Linked DNA regions of Homo sapiens: region 1 is linked to region 2. A link is a loop called in an ENCODE intact Hi-C map of the cell type or tissue named here. Cell type or tissue: HCT116. All regions are shown on one strand. Each heading gives the region's core, and the rest is flanking DNA. Links, peaks and the distances in the headings are about the cores only. Region 1 overlaps NR2F1-AS1 (NR2F1 regulatory antisense RNA 1). Region 2 holds the start of LOC124901025 (a long non-coding RNA gene).

Region 1 (9,806 bases), core at 664-8,663, 490 kb before region 2:
TACCTCCTTACTTTGACATAGCCCTTAAAGCCTCTCTTGGCCGAATTGCTTTTAAGAAGGTTAATTTTCTATTTTCTCCCTTCTCTTCTGTCTTCCTGTGTACTAATGATGCTGTGGGAAATTTTAGGGTCCAGAGAGAGGAAATCGCTGACAGGCTCGTTGAAACCTTGTTAGGTGACAAGGTAAGGGTTGAGGTGTGTGGGTGCGTGTGTACCTCAAACCTATGAGGAGAGACTAGAGTGGATACTGGGAGAAAGTCATTGCTTTTCCTAATTTTTAAGGTGTACCTACAAGGCTATCCTGCAACTTTTTCACCATAAGCTCAATCAGCTGGTACATCTTTAATCAAAGAAAATGTTTGGGGCCCAAAGCAGTCTAGAAAAGAAGGGTTTTGCTCTTGTCACTGTCAAGGGTAGTAAAGGAATTAAATTTATTTACATGGCTGTTGTTCCTCTCGTTCTCCCCTAAAATAAACATTTCTGTGTAAGATTTCACTGGATTAAATTGCTGACAGTTCATCAGTAGCAGCAACAATGTAATTCTTCTAACCTTATTAAATCAATAAATACTAGATCCATGCATTGAATTAAAAATGCATCAGCATAGCCAGGAATTGTGATCATATGGCCACGGACCTCAGACTCGAACATGCCACTCAAAAATTGAGTAGTTAGCATTTATTTAATCTTTTTCTGTTTTGGATTTGTGACTAGGTATTCTGGGGTTTTACCATTTCAGGGACTCGTGTCAAGTTTTCTTTGGTTTATAATCTTGAAAATTCTTTTCTTTTACTGACTTCTCACATTTAACCATGAATATGATGCATGCATTTAGAGTAGTAATGCACTGTGACTTTGTAGTTCTTGCCATTAGTTTTCATCAAGGAAATATACTTCTACTTAGAATGCATTACTCTAGTAAGACATAGTAAGGTGCATAACTTTCTACAGAAGCACAAATAAATTTAAATACATAGGCTTTTGTAAAAGTATAAATAAATATACTTAGTTTGAATATACTGCTGTACATTTATTATGTTTATTTGTAAAAGAAAACCACATTTATCTTCCAACACTGTCAACTACATTATGAGCAAAATTATTATTTATCATTTTAAAATAAGTCATTTATTTATAATCTGACTTGCTTGCTGGAATTTACACAAGAGCTTGAATTAAAAATTTTAAGTCTTTAAACTTAACACAGCATTAGGAAGTAACATATATCTTAAATGGTTACATTTTATGTGTGAAGAAGTACCTCAAATATGGTGTACCAGGAATTAGTCAGTTAAGTTGTAGATTAGTAGGTAAATTTACACTTAGTTTCTGGTGAAAACAAGGACCATGTATAACACTTTGTAGTTGGATGGACAAAGTAATATTTATTTTACCCAGATATTTGACCATACTGATTAATGATGCTAATTATTTAAAAACGTTCATCTCCTATTGGTGTCAGCCAGCATAGATGGTACTGAATTCTGAAGATACAGTCACTGGCCCTTGGGTTCACCACACTGTGGAAGAAAAATCTTTATTTGACGAAATAGGCAATCAACTGAAATCTATCCTCTTTAAATAAACTGATTCCTCAGTATTTTCTCAGTGTTGGTGTAAGTTGTTGCCTGTGATATCCCCCAGGGCTCTTTTCCTCTGCTCTCTGATTTGGTATATAAAAACAGCTCTGAATGATGGATTACTGTGTCATTGCAGCCTGCAAAGGATTAATTTGTTTCATTGATTTCTCTTTAGGCAGATTGCCAGAATTTGCTGCTTCCCACCTTTGCTCAAGACTTCTACAAGTAATAGACAGTAATAGCCTAAGACAAATCAGCTTCTTCTTGTAAAAATAAAATCAGGAAACTAAGAGTCCTAGGAAAGCTATGGCAAACTTTTTTACTGGCATACTGAAACAGCAATCAATAGGCTACTTCATTTGCTTTACAAATATTTGTAATTGAAAATTTCCTTGAATTAGCAACATACTACATATCATATTAATAGATCTTAAGGAAGCATTTGTAATGTTTGTTCCATAAAAATTTTCCCTAATTTGTAAGGATTCCGTTTAACCCAGGAAAAAAAAAGGTGTTGTCTATGTGATTGACAAATACTTCTTTTTCTGTGCCAGATTTCAGGATCAAATAACATATCAACATAACTTTAAGTCAATTTACCTGTAAATATTTATAGGACTCTTTTGCCCAAAGAATTTTAGAAACTTTGGACTGAGAATATCAGATGATAGAAATAGAACTGTTTAAAGAAAAAATAACTTTTTCTGATAAAAGTAGTATATGCCCATAAGACAGAATTTACAAAAATTAGAAATGCCATTTTGTATAATAAGGTTTTCTCTAAACTTTATTCTTCTAAGCATTTAATGTAATATGATTAAAATTATTAAAGTCATTTATATTGACTCTATAATGTTTTAACATATCTACTTTAATTATTGCTCTATTAGACAACTCAGATGTTTAATTTTCATTTGTATAAACTAAGTTGTAATGAATAGCATTTTAAATAAATCTTTAGCCATCCCTATGGTTATTTCCTTACAATATGTTATTAAAAGAGAAATTACTTAGACTGAGAATATAGACTGTTTTTTAAGGTTCTTGATATTGATTGCCCAATTGTTTTCCAGAAAGGTTCTACCAATTTATACTGGTACTTAAAAAAAATTCCTCTGTAGAGGCAGCATTCTAATTCATGTTACATGAGCAAAGAAAACAGAACAACACTCTTTTTCTTGTGTTCTGAAAGCAGTGGTAGCGTTTTGCATATATTTAATCTGTCAGAAGTATTTTCCCAACTGCAGATGTGAAATAGGCTGGTTATACACATCTATTTGTTTCTCTTCTGTAGTGCTGAAAATTATATTGATTTAATGATCTCAAGTTATACTTTTTATGCAATTAGTTGTGTAGTAAAAACTAATATTGTCATGTGCTAATGTCTTTTTTCCTCTATTGTGCTATGGTAGTAGTCTATGCAATATCAGCAAGTTTATACTTTCCCTTTGCTTTGCTGAAAGGAAAAAGGAACATCTGTTTCCATTATATATCTACATCATAATGATAACAATTAAATAGCTATTATGGTAGTATACAGTAAATATATTTTGCTGAATGACCTGTACTTTCTTGTTGGAAAATTTCAGATATTTTGGAGGCACTTAGTTTTTACACATAGGTTCTATGTAGATATTTAGATAGGCCTTTGCTTACTTTAGGTAAATTATTGCAGTTCTTATTTGTTTCAATAAAAACAACCAGCCAATCTGACGATGAAACACTAGGCTACTAGATGTGACTCTTGAATGTATTTAAAGTACAGATTGTTAAGTATGTCTCTCAATAGTCTTAAATGGGTTTATCATGCTATTAGTAATAAAATTTATTTTGTGTTTTGTGCTATTTGTGTAGTACTTTTATATTTTACTAAGTTAGATTAGAAATAGTTATATATATATATATTTTAGCACATTACGCTTTTTTTTTCTTATGTTGGGGGACACAGTGATATTTACCTTTTAAACTCAGCAGGAGAATATTTGAAACCATACACAACTATTTTCATTGACCTTTAAAGTTCCAGAGAAGTGTTTTCATTTATTTTACCTTTTGATTAAAGATGTTTTGGTGATTACATAAAAAAAGACTAGAAAGTATTTCATACAAAATGGTATATGAAGAAAAATAAGCATCCATATACCCCAAACCCAGTTCGAGAAATAAAATATTAACAGTACAATTGAAGCCTTCCAGAATATATTTCTTTATGGCTTCTTGAAAAGATAATTATCCTAAATTTGGCAGTTATCCTTTTTGCTACTTAGTTACTTTTTTTTACATGTTCTAAAAATTTGATGTAAATAAATTTAAATAAATACTTTTTAAATAAATACTTTTTTAAATGTTGGAGCTGTGACTGTTGTTAGAAGTCTTTTAATCTTATCACCTATGACTGGGCATGTTTCTCTGTTTTAGTGTCCTCACCTGTGAAGTTGGGGGTAGGCCTCTATGGTCTCTGCTGTCTTTCTAGGTGTAATTAAAACATTTTTTTCAGTGCTTCTTGTGTTCCATATGAAACAAAATGAAACAAACAAAAGACAGAGGCCAAGAAAGGCTAAGTAACTTGCCTAAGACTATATAATAAGTCACAGGGCAGGGAATAAAACTCAGTTTTCCTGACTTCCATTAAGGTTGTCTTTTCCTCACTCCACATTGCCTGTCATTTTTTTTCTGATTATTCTTAAGAAGGAGTGAGGAGAGAGAATAGAGAAACAGATTTTTTTCTCGGACTATCTTTTCTGTAGGGAAAAACCACTGAAGCCCTATTAGCCTGGAAGCTGCTTATAGGGTTACAATACTGTGTGTCCTGCAGAACCTGTGAAGCTCTTCTGTATTTTCTGGACTTTCCTGGAAAGTCATTTAGATATAATGTAATAAATATAATAAAGTAGTTTAGATATAATGAGGTTTTCAATAGGCTTCTTACTCTACAGTTAATTTTTTGATCTCTTTAAATACCAGGAAAATAGGATGGGCATAAACACAAGCGTCTTTTTACATGTATATGTCTCTGAAATTCAGTGTTTTAGCAAGCAGGTCTTTAATAAATTACTTTTCCTTTTTTATGTAGTTTATACTATGTTCAAATCATAAATGACCTTCTGTTGGAAAATGGGCTTGTTTCTTGTTTCTATTCAGTAGCCAATATGCCAGAGTACTAAAGTGAAAATAGCACAAATAATGTGGAAATACATTTTTAAAATCTCTTTGGAGAAAAACCCCATTCTAAAAATAGCAACTTAGAATTACATGCATGTACTTTCCCTTTCAGGTTTTTACTCTAACGAATTTAATTCATTCTTAGTTGAGATGACTAAGCTTGAGTCATAATATTCACACAGTGCCATGTCTGTCCTATGAAAAAATAGCAATGTAACTGGAGGTTGGAGTTATATATTTTATTGTAAAACCATCTTTTCCCAAATCTGTTGCTTCAAGATCAAAAAGTTGGTTTAATAAACTACTGCTTCCTTCTACAAATGCATACTTGGGAACTTATAATAGTAACCATTTTCTTTAGGGTGGGTGACGCTGCTAATAGTAGCTTTGTCTGTGCTGTAAGTATTCTCCAGGTAGTTGTGTGTTTTTTTTTTTTTTTTTTTTTTTTTTTTTTTTTTTTTTTTTTTTTTTTTGAGACGGAGTCTGGCTCTGTCACCCAGGCTGGAGTACAGTGGCGTGATCTCCACTCATTGTAAGCTCCACCTCCTGGGTTCACGCCTTTCTCTTTTCTCAGCCTCCCGGGTAGCTGGAACTACAGGCGCCAGCCACTACGCCAGGCTAATTTTTTGTATTGTTAGTAGAGATGGGGTTTCACCGTCTTAGCCAGGCTGGTGTCAAACTCCTGACCTCGTGATCCGCCCACCTCAGCTTCCCAAAGTGCTGGGATTACAGGCATGAGCCACTGCACCCGGCCTGGTAGTTGTGTTTTAATAAGCAGACCAGGTAACACATTTATTTGTCTGTATTTTAGGTCAAATTATCTTACATGTTCGTCAGCTTCTAATAGGAAAATTTCCGTGGTATATTAAGTTGGGGAAGAGAGATCTAATGTGATTGAGATACCAGTATTCAGTACACCTTTTATTTAGGCATTGCTTTATTTGCTCACACTTACTAAATATACTTTCTTTCATTTCTGTCTGGGAAAGCTTCTTTAGGGTGTGTGTGAGAATATTTCAAAAAGCAACTCTTTGTCTAATAGAAAATTCCAGCAAATATCTGTAATATAAGGAATTTTTTACACTGATTAAATTTCCCTGTGTTTCTCCAGCAGGTAGATGAAACTCAAGAGAAAAGGTGTGGATAAATGAAACTAGCCCATGATGAACCTGTTTTCTCCGTGACCACAATATTAACCAGGATGAATGGCGGTAAGAATATTGAGACTTAACCACTAAACCAGCAATGCTAAAACCAGAGACCCTAGTGAAACACAAGAATATATAGTCATTGTGTAGTTCATATATGTTACCTCACTTTCTTATTTATTATAGCTCTCCATAGAGATGTGGTGTGGTGTTAACAAAAATAACACAGAATGTGGTAAATTTACTTTCTTGCCCATATATAATCCCAGAATTATAGGGGCTTAAATATATACACCATTTCTACTCAGTTCTTAATGACTTCACTTTAGACCAAGTTGAGATTATTTCAAAACCAGCATTGGCTATATATTTTCCATTGACACAGCCAGTACATAATTTGTAGCTGTGACTTACAATTCGTGGATACAAGGGGTAGAATTTTCTCTTACCAATGTTAGATTTGCATGATGTAAAAATTTGTTCATGTCCTGTTTTGAATGCCCAGTTCTTTAAGATTTTTCTGTATTTGATTCTTAGGAGAATTATGTGACCATTGTGCTTATTGTTCTCGAAGTATAGATATTCAACACATATTTATTGAGTTTTTATCATGCTTAAGGCATGTGGAGTAGATAAAGGCATACTCCCTGCCCCAATTACTATCCATAATAATTGATATGGTCTTTTGCTAATAATTTAACGGATTATATTTTCTTAATATAATGTATTCATGTGATTTTTATTAATATTACTATATTGGGACTTTAAGATAAAAAGAAAATATATTTAATTTTTCCTTGCTGTTCACTTTTTGAAAAAATGCTTGGAATTGAGGCTGGGTATGGTGGCTCACGCCTGTAATCCCAGCACTTTTGGAGGCTGAGGTGGATGGATCGCTTGAGCTCAGGAGTTCGAGACTAGCCTGGGCAACATGGTGAAACCCTATCTCTACAAAAAGAATACAATAATTAGCCCAGCTTGGTGGCATGTGCCTGTGGACCCATCTCCTTGGGAGGCTGAGGTGGGAGGATCACTTGAGCCGGGGAGGTCAAGGCTGCAGTGAGCTGAGATTGCGCCACTGCACTCCAGCCTAGGAAGCCTGGGAGATAGGAATTGTAATTTGGGGACAGCCTAAATTATAGTATTATTTAGTATGTATCTTAAATAAATAGAATATGGCATTTGCTAACTTTATCTTATTATTTTCTTTTCTTTTCTTTTCTTTTCTTTTTTTTTTTTTTTTGTAGAGATGGGTTTCATTATGTTGCCCAGGCTGGCCTTATACTCCTGGCCAGAAGCGATTCTCCCACCTTGGCCTCCCAAAGTGCTGGGATTACAGGTGTGAGCTATAACACCCAGCCATGTTTGCTAACTTTAAATCAGTACTTAAAAAAAATCTTAGAGTTTTTCTTAATACTTCAAAATATTTTGTTTAAATTAAATGTGTCAATTTAGTTATCTCCTTGCAAATAACATTGTTTTCTGAAAAGTGACCTTTATGTTGTTTAATTGAGCAAAAAGCACATTCATATTTCGAAAACTCAGCTAACAAAGTCTGTTTTAAAGTTAGGAACTACACTAAGAATAAAGGCAAAACATGTTTTCATAAATATGTATGTGTATAAATATAATTATAAAATTTGTTTTGTTTTTTTTTTGAGACAGGGTCTCTGTTGCCTGAGCTGGAGTGCAGTGGTGTCAACACAGCTCACTGCAGCCTTGACCTCTTGGGCTCAAGTGATCCTTCCGCCTCAGTCTCATATGGAGCTGGGACCACAGGCATGCGCCATTATGCCCAGTTAATTTTTTAATTTTTTGTAGAGACGGGGTCTCACTTTGTTGCCTGGACTGGTCTTGAACTCCTGGGCTCAAGCGAACCTCCCGCTTTGGCCTCCCAAAGTGCTGGGATTACAGGTGTGAGCCACTGCGCCTGGCCTGTTTTCATAAATATTAAAAAAAAATACCTATGTTTGGTCTTGACCATACATTAGCTTTGATGCTGATGCTAATATTGTTGAACTTATTATAGCATTGAACATATTTTTATAACTCACTAAAATTTTTAAAAAGATGCTAAGAATAGTTATCTCTTGCACAAGGAGAAGTGGGTTGTTGATATATTTTCCAACAAATTTGACCAGTGCAGATAGCTTTTTTATTTTTTTTTTGGAGATGGAGTTTCGTTCTTGTTGCCTGTGCGATCTCGGCTTACCGCAACCTCTGCCTCCGAGGTTCAAGTGATTCTCCTGCCTCAGCATCCCTAGTAGCTGGGATTACAGGCATGTGCCAGCACACCCAGCTAATTTTGTATTTTTAGTAGAGATGGAGTTTCTCCATGTTGGTTAGGCTGGTCTCGAACTCCCGACCTCAGGTGATCTGCCCGCCTCGGTATCCCAAAGTGCTGGGATTACAGGCGTGAGCCACCATGCCCGGCCATCAGATAGCTCTTTTAGATAAAGAGGTTAACAAAAATACCACCATTCTTTCCATAATAATTGCAGTCTTTCTGGACTTAATTGTGCAATTTCTTCTACTTCTTTATATGTAGATATAGGAGCAAATTTCAGTTCACAGGTATTGAAATTCATATGGGAATATAATTTGTATCTTTTGTAGATTGTTTGCATGATATAACAAGGTCCTTTTGAATTTGGTGATTTGTTAGGTTTTGCATTATTTAAATATTTCTCAAAAGAAGTATGTGAATTCAAAATATGTATTTTCTTCAATTAGCTGATTTTTGAGATGTATATTTTACAAGATTTATATTTAAAAGAGATAAACAAACACATCACTAGTTCCTGGTAGAAGGTTCAGTGGATTATACCATCCTATTTGAGTTAAATTCATATGACTCTAAATTGTAAAGGTAGTTTTTCTGGACTGGCTAAAGCTTACAAATTTGAGGGAATAAAGGAGTGGTATTGTAGAGCTTTGAAAGCTGCATACCAACTAATGTCAACGACAAAGCCAAAAGTCACTGAGATCCTGTTTGTATTTTAGTTCCAAGATTAGGTTTTGAATGTGTTTTGAGTTTTGACAAATAGTTTTAAAATTCGGAAAGTCCTACATTTTATAGTCAGGAACTAGCCAAAGGCAATATTTTGTGTACAGTATACGTGAACAAGACTTTTGTTCTTACATGAGCTTGCTTAATTATTTTTCCTACCCAAGAGAAGTGTAAAAAAATCCTTAATTTATAAACATTCCTTTTAATAAAAATAGTAAAGCCCTATTATTATTATTAATATCTGTTAAGCACATTTCATATATCATCTAATTTCTTCAGTTTTTATAAAATGTAAAACTACCATTTTATTGATGAAGAGTTTGAAGCTCAAACATGGTTAAGTAATTTGCTCAAGTCATATACAGGCATATTTTGTTTTATTGTGGTTCATTTTATTGTGCTTCACAGATACTACGTTTTTTACAAATTGAAGGTTTGTGGCAACCCTGTATAGAGTATGTCTATTGGTGCCATTTTTTCAACAGTATGTGTCACTTAGTGACTCTGTGTCATAATTTGTAAATCTCACACTATTTCAAACTTTTTCATTACTACAGTATCTGTTAGGGTGATCTGTGATCTTCGATATTAGTAATGTAATTGTTTTGAGGTGCCACAAATTGAGCCCGTTGAAGACAGCAAAGCTAATTGATAAATGTGTGTATTCTGACTGCTCCACTGATCAGCCATTCCTCTTTCTCTCCTTGGGCCACCCTATTCCCTGAGACACAATAAGATTGAAAGTGTTGTGCCAGTTAATAACGCTAAAATGGGCTTCAAGTGTTCAAGTGAAAGGAAGAGTCACACCTCCTTTACTTTAAGTCAAAAGCTAGAAATGATTAAGCTTAGTGAGGAAGGCATGTCAAAAGCCAACACAGGCCAAAAGCTAGGCCTCTTGTCAAACATC
Region 2 (9,806 bases), core at 1,140-9,139:
ATAGTTTTACTTTATGTCTGGATTTCTACTGGAAGGTTCATCTGCAACCAGTGCTTTTACAAAAGTACACCCATTGGTCATAATGAGTTTAGGGTGCACATAGAGGCTGATAATGAATTTGAAAGAATTATAGAAAAAGCACCCTAAATGTAACATGGCCCAAATGTCTAGACCTGCAATGCCATTTTTGTATACAAAAATTAGCCTATTATCCTTAATTTAATAAGCAGAGAGTCTGTTTTATTGCATTTAACTTACACCTCTGAAAGCAAACTCATTTTTACTGTTCTAGCTTATGAATGATGAGCTTATTCTTTTAGGAGTGAGTGTAGGTGGAAAATAGATAGGGATTTTTTTTATAACATGAGTAGATAAAATACCTACTTCCTAGGGTGCATATTAGATCATAATGTAAATGCACAGATGATGGTAAATTGAGGTGGTAGCAGTTTCTAGTAATGTAATTAAATAGGAACCCCCAAATTTAAAAGGTTATGGGACTCGAAATAACAATGGCTATGAAATAAAAGTATTATGTATTAGTTATCTGTTACTGTGTAATAATACTACTACAAATTCTAAAATTAACATGTTTATTATCTCACAGTTGCCATGGATTTTAGCAGTCTGGGAACAGTTTAGCTGAGTTCTGTGCTTCAGGGTTTCACAAAGCTGCAATCAAGGTGTTGGCTGGGGCTGCAGTTTCATCTGAGACTCGCCCAGGGAAGGATCTGCTTTCAAGCTCACATGAATGTTGGCAGCATTCAATGCTTTGCAGGCTGCCAAACTGAGGGTCTCAGTTTCTTGTTGCTTGTTGGCGGAGGGCCACTCTGTGACCTCTCTCCATATGGCAACTCCCAACATGGCAACTTGCTTTGTCAAAGCCAAAAAGGGAGAGAAAATCTTTTCTCAAAATAGACATTACAATCTATGTAATATAATTGTGCACACACACACTTGCACACACACACAATCATGTACATCCCAATAAAAAGCAAAATCAGGATGAACTTAGCAGCAAGGTAAATGAGATAACATATGTAAATTACTGCACATAGAAAGTGCTCAATAATTGTACTTAATGAAATAAAATCTTGTTATAGATGCATTTTTAATTATCACTTGGTGTATATTTGGCTTTACAGAACAAATGGATGAAGAATGGATTAAGTCACTGGACTACAGATTTTCCTGACCCTAAGAACTTCCCTAGGTGCTTGTTAAACTACACATTTTTAGGTCCTACTCTTGGATATAATGATAAGTAGGTCTAATTGGAGTTGATGATTCTTATGATCAAACAACTTTATGAAAAATTGATTTGTGTTAGAAATTGTTAAACAAAGTGAACAGGTGAAATACTTAGAGTGTAAATAACCACAACTGTACATGATTATTATGTACGATGGATTGAGGATATAATTGGAAGTCCTAAACAGATATGTATGGCAGAATGTGAGGTGAATGGTGTATAACTGTGCTACTTATTGGTTGATAAGAAGCTGAAGGGGAGAATGGCAGGGATTGGTGGTCTCCTAAATGAAAATTAGAACGATTCAGTTATAAGAAAAATCAGTTGAGGACAAAAGATTTAACAGAAGAAAGAAAGGGAAGCAAAATTGAAGGTTTTATATGTATAAAAATAAATTCTGATAACTTTATATTCTTAACAAAGGAAACGAAACATTGAGATTGTTTGAGATTAGACATGAGGAAAGAGGGTCTGAGAATATTGGCTCATGTGACAAGAAGGGAAAATCTAGGGGGTAGAAATGAACCAGTGAGTCCCAAATGGGGGCCTCCAATTTTGAATATCAAGAGTATTCTAACTAAAGAGGAAACTGAGGGTGCACTGAACTTAGATGGGTGTAAAGAACATGACTCAATTCTGGCAAAGATGTGAGATTTTAACCCACTTAAAATGTCAAGAAATGTTTTTATTACAAAAGTTTTATAATATGTTTTGAAATAGGGAGCACGATGCCTATAATTTTGTTCTTTTTGCTCAAGATTTCTTTGAATAGTCAGGGTCATCTCTGGTTTCATACAAATTTTAGGAATTTTTTTCTATTTCTGTGAAAAATGACATTGAAATTTTGATAGGAATTGTATCCAACTTGTAGATTGCTTTGGGTAGTATGGACATTTTAACAATGTTAATTCTTCCAATTCGTGAACATGAAATATCTTTTCATTTATTTGTATCTTCTTCAATTTCCTTTACAGTGTTTTATGGTTTTTAGTATATAGATAGATCTCTCACTTCCTTGGTTAACTTTAATCCTAAGTATTTTATTTTTGATGTTATTGTAAATAGGATTGTTTTCTTATTTTTATTGTTTGGATAGTTCATTGTTAGTATATAGTAATGTTACTGATTTTTATATGTTGATTTTTTAACCTGTAACTTTACCGAATTTGTTTTTCAGTTGAACATTTTTTGGTGGAATTTTTAGGGTTTCCTATATATAAGATTATGTTATCAGCAAGCAGAGACAGGCACGTTAATGGAATAAAAACAGACACATCAACCAAAGGAACAGGTTAGAAATCCCAGAAATAAACTCAAGTACTTACAATCAATTGATTTTTGACAAAGTTTCCATGAATACACAATGGGAAAAGGATAGACTTGTCAATAAATGATGCTGAGAAAGCAGGATATCTACTTGCAGAAGAATAAAATTGGACCCATATCTCATATGATATACCAAAATAAACTCAAAATGGATGAAAGACTTAAACATTAAGACCTGAAACTATAAAATTACTAGAATAAAATATAGGGAAGGCTGGGCATGTTGGCTCAACGTCTGTAATCCCAGCACTTTGAGAGGCCAAGGCAGGCACATCACTTGAGACCAAGAGTTCAAGACCAGACTGGTCAACATGTCAAAACACCATCTTTACTAAAAATACAAAATTCGGCTAGGTATGCTAGCACATGCCTGTAATTCCAGCTCTATTCAGGAGGCTGAGGCAGGGGAATCACTTGAACCCAGGAGGTGGAGGTTGCAGTGAGCCAAGATTGCACCACTGCTCTCCAGCCTGGGTGACAGAGAGAGACTCTATCTCAAAAAAAAAAAAAAAAAAAAAAGGAAAAAGAAAACAGAAACATAGGGGAAAGCTCCCTGACATTGATCTGAGCAATGGTGTTTTTAGACAGAACTCCAAAAGCACAGGCAACAAAAGGGAAAATAGAAATGGGATTTCATCAAACTAAAAAACTTCTAGACAACAAAGGAAACAACAGGGTGAAGAGATACTCTCCCATGGATTGGGAGAAAGTATTTGCAAACCATACATCTGATAAGGAGCTAATATCAAAAATATATAGGGAACTCAAACAACTTAATAGCAAGAAAGCAAGAAACCCAGTTAAAAAAAAATGGCCAAATGGTCTGAACAGACCTTCTCAAGAGAAGAGTTATGAATGGCCAACACAAATATTTAAAAAATGGTCAGCATCTCTAATCATAAGGAAAAAGCAAATTAAAATCACCATGAAATATCACCTCATACTTGTTAGAATGGCTGCTCTGAAAAAGACAAACGATAACAAGTGTTGGCAAACGTGGAGAAAAGAGTACGGTTGTACTCTGTTGGTGGGAATGTTAATTAGTATAGCCACTTTGGAAAACAGTATGGAGGCTCCTGAAAAAAATGAAAATTGAATTAATCTATGATACAGCAATGACACTTCTGGTTATATATCCAAAGGAATTAAAATCAGTATGTCAAAGAGTTATCTATACTCCTTTGCTTATGCAGCATTATTCACAATCTCCAAAATATGGAAGCAACACCCATTAATAGATGACTGGATGAAGAAAATGTGGTATATATTCACAATGAAATACTATTCAGCCTTACAAAAGGACATTCTGTCATTTGCAATAATATGGATAAAATTGGAGGACATTATGCTAAGTGAAATAAGGCAGGCACAGAAAGACAAATACTGTTTGATCTCACTTGTATGTGGAATCTAAAAATGTTGATCTCATAGACAAAGACAGTAGAAAGTTCATTACCATAGGCTGGGGCTGGGGTGTGGGGAAAAGAGAGACAGAGAGAAAGGTAAAATATTGATCAAAGTGTACAAAGTTTCAGTTAGATTGGAGGAACAAATTCTAGCCATCTATTTCACTAGTTTCTGACTATGGTTAATAATAATGTATCGTATATTTCAAAATCACTGAAAGAATAGATTTTTAACATTCTCATCACAAAAAATAAGTTGGTGATGTGATATATATGTTATTTAGCTTGATTTAATCTTTCTGTAATATCTACATCAAAACCTCACATCAAAACCTCACATTGTACCCCATAAATATACACAATTTTTGTCAAAGTAAATCTTTAAAAATGTTGAGAAATGAACAGAAAAGTCCACAAGTCTTTCAATTCAAGATGAAGTTGAATGCTTTATAATATTTTACTATAATCCTATTGTCTGAAAAGATATATTTTATCAAATTTGAAAATAAGAAAAATACAGCCTCATGGCTTCTCTTAGAGGCCTTTCTTTCTTTCTTTTGTATACTGCACGTGGCAGGTTAACAGGGCTGAGCTGTTTTGATTAACTATCCAAATGTTTAATCAATACAGCAATAGCAAGATGCATTCTGGCTGTGAAAGACCTTGGAAAGGTCCCACTTGCCTTATGCTCCACCCCCAAGTGGGACATCAATGAACTATTACATGGTCCCTGCATATCAATGCAGTAGGGCTTAGACAAATACAGTGTTAATGGATAATTGTGGGTCACCTTGTCAAAATATGTTAAATGCCCCTTGAGTACAGATTTTTTCTCCCTATTAAAAATGACAGTAAACTGCGACCTTGTTGATATCATACATGCTTTCAGGAAGCAAATATTATTATTCAGTCTGTAACAGGTTTATTGATTTATGGGTCAAAAAATTCATTATGACTAAATTATAAAACACACTTTCTGTGTTGATACAACCCACGGTAATTGTGTGACAAAGTGCTGAACAGTCTTACTTGGTTTAGGCAAAATACCTTTATGAACATTCATTCAGAAAACACACATAGAGGCAGCTTCTAGCAGAATGATTCATAAGCAAGGCCTGTGTCCCTGTGTGTCTGGGATATCGACATAGCACAGAGTCAGGGAAAGTTCACTCGGTGACCAAGGTCCTTGGATTCTGGCCAAGAATATGCCATCTGTCAGGATGGTGGTACGTGCAGGAAGCCTGAGCCTTGGACTCTTGCCTCCCACTAGATCTATTCACAACGCTGTGAACACCCACACGGATCCTCCACTGTTTCTGGTGCTGCTGAAGGACAGAGGATTGCTTGTCATCTGGTGCCATGAGTCACAAGGAGACGAATTGTGGCACTTGGTACTTCTAGATTCCAAGTGCTGCTTCGGCAGCATGACACACAGAATGGAATGGGTTAGATTGGCAGTCATGTTTGAGGTTTTCTTTTTTCTTTTTCTTAAACATTTCTTAAGAGGCTGGTAAAATGAAGATTCGATGGCCAAGAATGTAGATTATGCAGAGAATGTCAGAATTTATTTGTCATTTTATCATTTGTTACTACTAAGCCTAAGATAATGCTAGGTCGAAACTGAAAATGAGATAAAAATGACATAATTGGCCAAGTTTTTTCTTTCACTATGAAACCCATTTTTTTCCCTTCTGAGAAAGAATGCAAAAATATTTAAAACCATAGGTTGTGTGCTAAGAGATGCATGAATATAGAAAGCATTATGCTACTTTAATGGGTCATGGAAAGAAAATGTGTCGTACAAGTATAACACACACATTCAGAATGTGTAATAAAGGGTAGTGTCATCTTTAAAAATGAAAGAAAACAGCATAAATAACTAAAATGGGAACCCTCTTAACATGTCAGTGATTTTATTAGAGGAATAGTTTCATTTTGTATACCCATCTTCAATTTACCTCAGGGTAGTTGAGTATAAAGTAACAGTTTACACATTATAATGAAATAGAATAAGCATCTCAGTTTAAAAATTCACTATGTGGTGGGAATTTATTCTATCAGAGAACCAATATAAGGTACACCACTCTTTGGTACATGTAATTTGAAGGTATAGATGCGTAAGAACACATACATGCAGTTTTTACAGTGTAGGAATTAAATGACATTCCATTTGAGGGCTTAATTCTATTTCACTGCAATATACCAGTCTTCATGTACTTCTGGTTGCTCATCTGGCCCTTTGAGAAGTAGAAAGAGACACCTGAAATACTCCTCCTATGAGCATAAACCATGCAATGGCTGCCAGATTATCCTCTAGGTATTATGACTAGAAGATGTTTAGAGTTGAAAGAAGCCCTAGAAATCATCAAATTGAAATTTCTTAGTTTCTTGATAAGAACAATGAGGTGCACAGATGTTAAGTGGGACAAGGCCACGCAGCAAGGTACTGGTAGAAACAGGATAGATGAAAACTCAAGATTTTTCCTGATGCTTTCCACTAAACTGTGCTGCCTCCTTCAAAAATAGATCAGCCTTTCCTTACACTAAAACATTTCATGTTCTCTGGAAATGGAAGATTATTGCTGTTGCCATGCTACTTCTCTTGCTTTATGTTTTGCCTTTGCTATATTAGCTAACATTTACTGAGAAATTACTATCTACCAGGCATTCTTCTAAGCATTTTATAGGTACTAATTTATTTAATCTTCACACAAGGCTATTATCCCTTTATAGATGGGAGACTATTTTTTTCATTTACCTCTATATGTTCTCTTTCTCCTCCTTTTTTTTTTTTTTTTCATAGAAGGGATTACCAAGGCTAAGACATTCCAAAAACTGCCCAAGGTCACCAGCTGGTAAGGGGTAGCCCTGACATTCTAACCAAGCTTCTTGGCTTCAGAGACTATTCTTTTCATTACTAAGTAGATGGAATTTCTTTTTTCCTCTAGTACATGGAGTTTCTCCTGAGCTTGATTCCAGTCCTCCTCAGCACCATCACTCACAAACAACAAGAAAGATATCCTAAATACCCTGGTTCATCATTACACATTGTGTGCATGTGTTAGACCATCACATGTTCCCCAAATATATGTACAATCCTTCTGTATATTAAAAAAAAAAGGAAGAAGAAAGAGAAAACACTAACAGTTGCAGCTAGCTCTCTATCACCCAGTCCGAGTGGTGGCGCTTTGTTGCATAATGTTCTTTCTTAGAAGATTCCTGGCCTGTGCTGCCCTAACTGCTGCGGCTAGAAGCTATGTTTTGATGCAAGATGTGTTATATATTAGTAATTTGTTTTTTGCCTATACACTGTTCAAAACTCATGTACTTTTTGAACAGACCTTAATGTAGCTGACGATATTTAAACCTGTCACTATTTTGGAACCAATATCAAGTATTCCAAAGTAATGGTGGTAATGTAGAAGCATCTTTATAATTTTTGTAATTTTAATTCTTGTAAATAAATATCGGCAGGTTGATATGCTTAAATGTAATAAGTTGTCAGGCTAATTATATCATTTAAAGTTTTATTAAGACCAATATTTAACTCTTCCTATTGACAATCATTATATTCTATATAGTTGAATTGGGCTTAAAATGATTAGGTTGAGTCACTTAAGAAACCAGCCCTTTGGTGAAAAACCTGCTTATAGCAGTGATACGAGAGGAAATTCCAGATAGAAGAAAATAAACTATTTTTTCAGAGATGAGTAAGTGTTCTTCACATTTTTTAATGAATAAGATGAGATAGTGTTCTCCCTTGCAAAATCATCACTCTTTGTGGCTTTGTATGTTATTTTATCTATTTCATTTATTTTTTTCCTGGAATCTCTATAAGGAAGCTCAATTTTTGTGTGCGCATTATTCTTTTTGCTGTTCATGACTTAATTTAGTCAGGAAATTATAATATGAACCCCCCAAATTTTAATGTCTGAATTTACACATTAAATAATTTTGCTTCTTTAAATTATTTGAAGCTTGTACAGAGCTTCTTATTGACAAAGTGCTTGACAATTATATCATCAAAATAAAATATTTCTCACTAATTTCATTACTTTTAAATATTGGTCAAATAATAAAATAATATTTATAATATATTAAAATTTAAATTGTTTATACCCATGAAAACCTAGACAGAGAAGGCCACATGAGTCAAATTGTATAATATTCAATATTAGTTTATTGCACAAGCAAATATATATACAATTTCTTTTCTTTTTTTCAGGGATGGATCTCACTATGTTGCCAAGGCTGGCTCGAGAACTCCTGGGCTCAACCAATCCTCCTGCCTCAGCCTCCCAAATAGCTGGGACTACAGGTGTGTGCCGCCACTCTCCCCTTTTTATTGGAAGAGAGTTCATAGAGGACTGAGCACCTATTTAGTATATGTTTCTAGGTTTGGTTACAATTTGTTAAGAAAAGTAGATTTGCAAACTCACTACTTTTGAAATATTAAAAATACATGCCATGAATTTCTACTTCAGCACAGATTTGGACAACCACCTTATGTATGGAAAGAAAATTTACTGAATTTAGTGCTAGGCATAGATGAGAATTTCTACTTGAAAAAAGCCCTTAAAACTTTTCCTGCTGTACTGTTCAATTATTAATATATTTAATGCACAGACGCAGTTCACAATGTGGACTGATGTGAACTTGTGTTGCATTGGCTTTATAAATTAGGACAGTTGATTTTACTTATCCTCCTGATTTGCCCAGATATGATCTCTATAAAAAATCACAGAAATTTTTGTAAAATAATCTTGCAGTTCTTGTTTTTGCTCTTTTTCTTATTTTTTTCTCAACAAAAAATTATTTCTGATGTTCTATTTTCACTTAAATGAAAACATTCCATGGAAGAAGTACAAAGAAGTAATGCTTTGAAATGACAGTCCCTGAATTTTCAAGAAAGCCAGATTCTTCCACATCCATAGTCTTCCTTTGTCCTGTTAATAATCCTCATGATGAGAGGAAAGTTACTGCCTAGTGTTTTATGACTGGGAGAATGGAGTAACAAGAATCTAAGTGGTCAGAAGTAGAGATTGTCAAGAATACAGGCTCTCAGGTTTTGGTGTCTGTGCTCCATCAGCCAAACTTTGCCCTTTTCTAGAAAAGACCCAAGTGGTGAAGTCACTAATTTTGTCATTGTTATTATGTACTGGAGAAAAATTAAATGATCCACCTCTTTATCATATACTGAACTTTCATGATAAGTAACACATGTGGAGTAACCAAGGCTTAGCCAACTAGGGATTAATGTTAGAAAATGAATTTTGCTTTCTCTATACTTGTTTAGAAATAGCAAAAGTTCTGTAAGGGGATGGCTAGGGGCCAATGGGAGAGGTGAAGGACCTTTATCACAGTATTTGTTTGGTCCCCATCAAAGTTCCTGGGTGCCATGGAAAAGTGTTTTTCTTTTCTGGACCCTTTACTTCATCTGCAAAATGGTGAGGCAGTTAAACTCTCTGGCTTGCTTTTATCTTACAGGCATTCAGTGAGGTATATAACCTGCAATATTTCTTAAAAGTTGTATAGGTTTTGCTGACCTGAATTCTTTCATGTTCTTCTTCATCCTACATGTGTAACTATTCCATGTTATCGGTCCCCACGATGAAAGATAATGGTGAGTTACTTGGTGAGGTTTTCATTGTTTTCATCAGAAAAATAATTTGGGCTGGAGCTGTGGAGAACAAGTGTTGTGTTTTTAACATGGACAAAAAAGATCATGGGATATGATTTCCCGTGCAAAGACCATTTTTCCAGCAATATATCATACCTCTTTTCTCCTGTGTGCGCAAAAGGACCTTCCTTCATTATGTGTT

Evidence for each region. Peaks named below come from ENCODE experiments on the same cell type or tissue, not always from the same donor. Only the 100,000 strongest peaks of a DNase experiment are listed, where the experiment ranks them.
Region 1: it touches region 2 in a loop (3-fold over the local background); 5 of 110 quality-filtered maps call a loop at or near these places.

Annotation. Positions count from the first base shown.
Region 1 is chr5:93,559,510-93,569,315 of GRCh38, reverse strand. It overlaps NR2F1-AS1 (NR2F1 regulatory antisense RNA 1), which reads left to right. Exons shown (of 8, transcript NR_186187.1): 2 at 5,853-5,952. Among named protein-coding and RNA genes, the nearest start is that of NR2F1-AS1, 17 kb to the left of the region's middle. In HCT116, for the core only: no CTCF peak of the experiment used is centred there; DNase peaks (open chromatin) are centred at 4,935 and 5,285; H3K4me3 peaks cover 1,263 bases; H3K27ac peaks cover 4,916 bases.
Region 2 is chr5:93,074,154-93,083,959 of GRCh38, reverse strand. LOC124901025 (a long non-coding RNA gene) reads left to right here and starts at 8,267. Exons shown (of 2, transcript XR_007058868.1): 1 at 8,267-9,607. RefSeq lists a silencer at 5,014-5,063 and an enhancer at 4,578-5,777. In HCT116, for the core only: no CTCF peak of the experiment used is centred there; a DNase peak (open chromatin) is centred at 5,149; H3K4me3 peaks cover 1,339 bases; H3K27ac peaks cover 4,662 bases.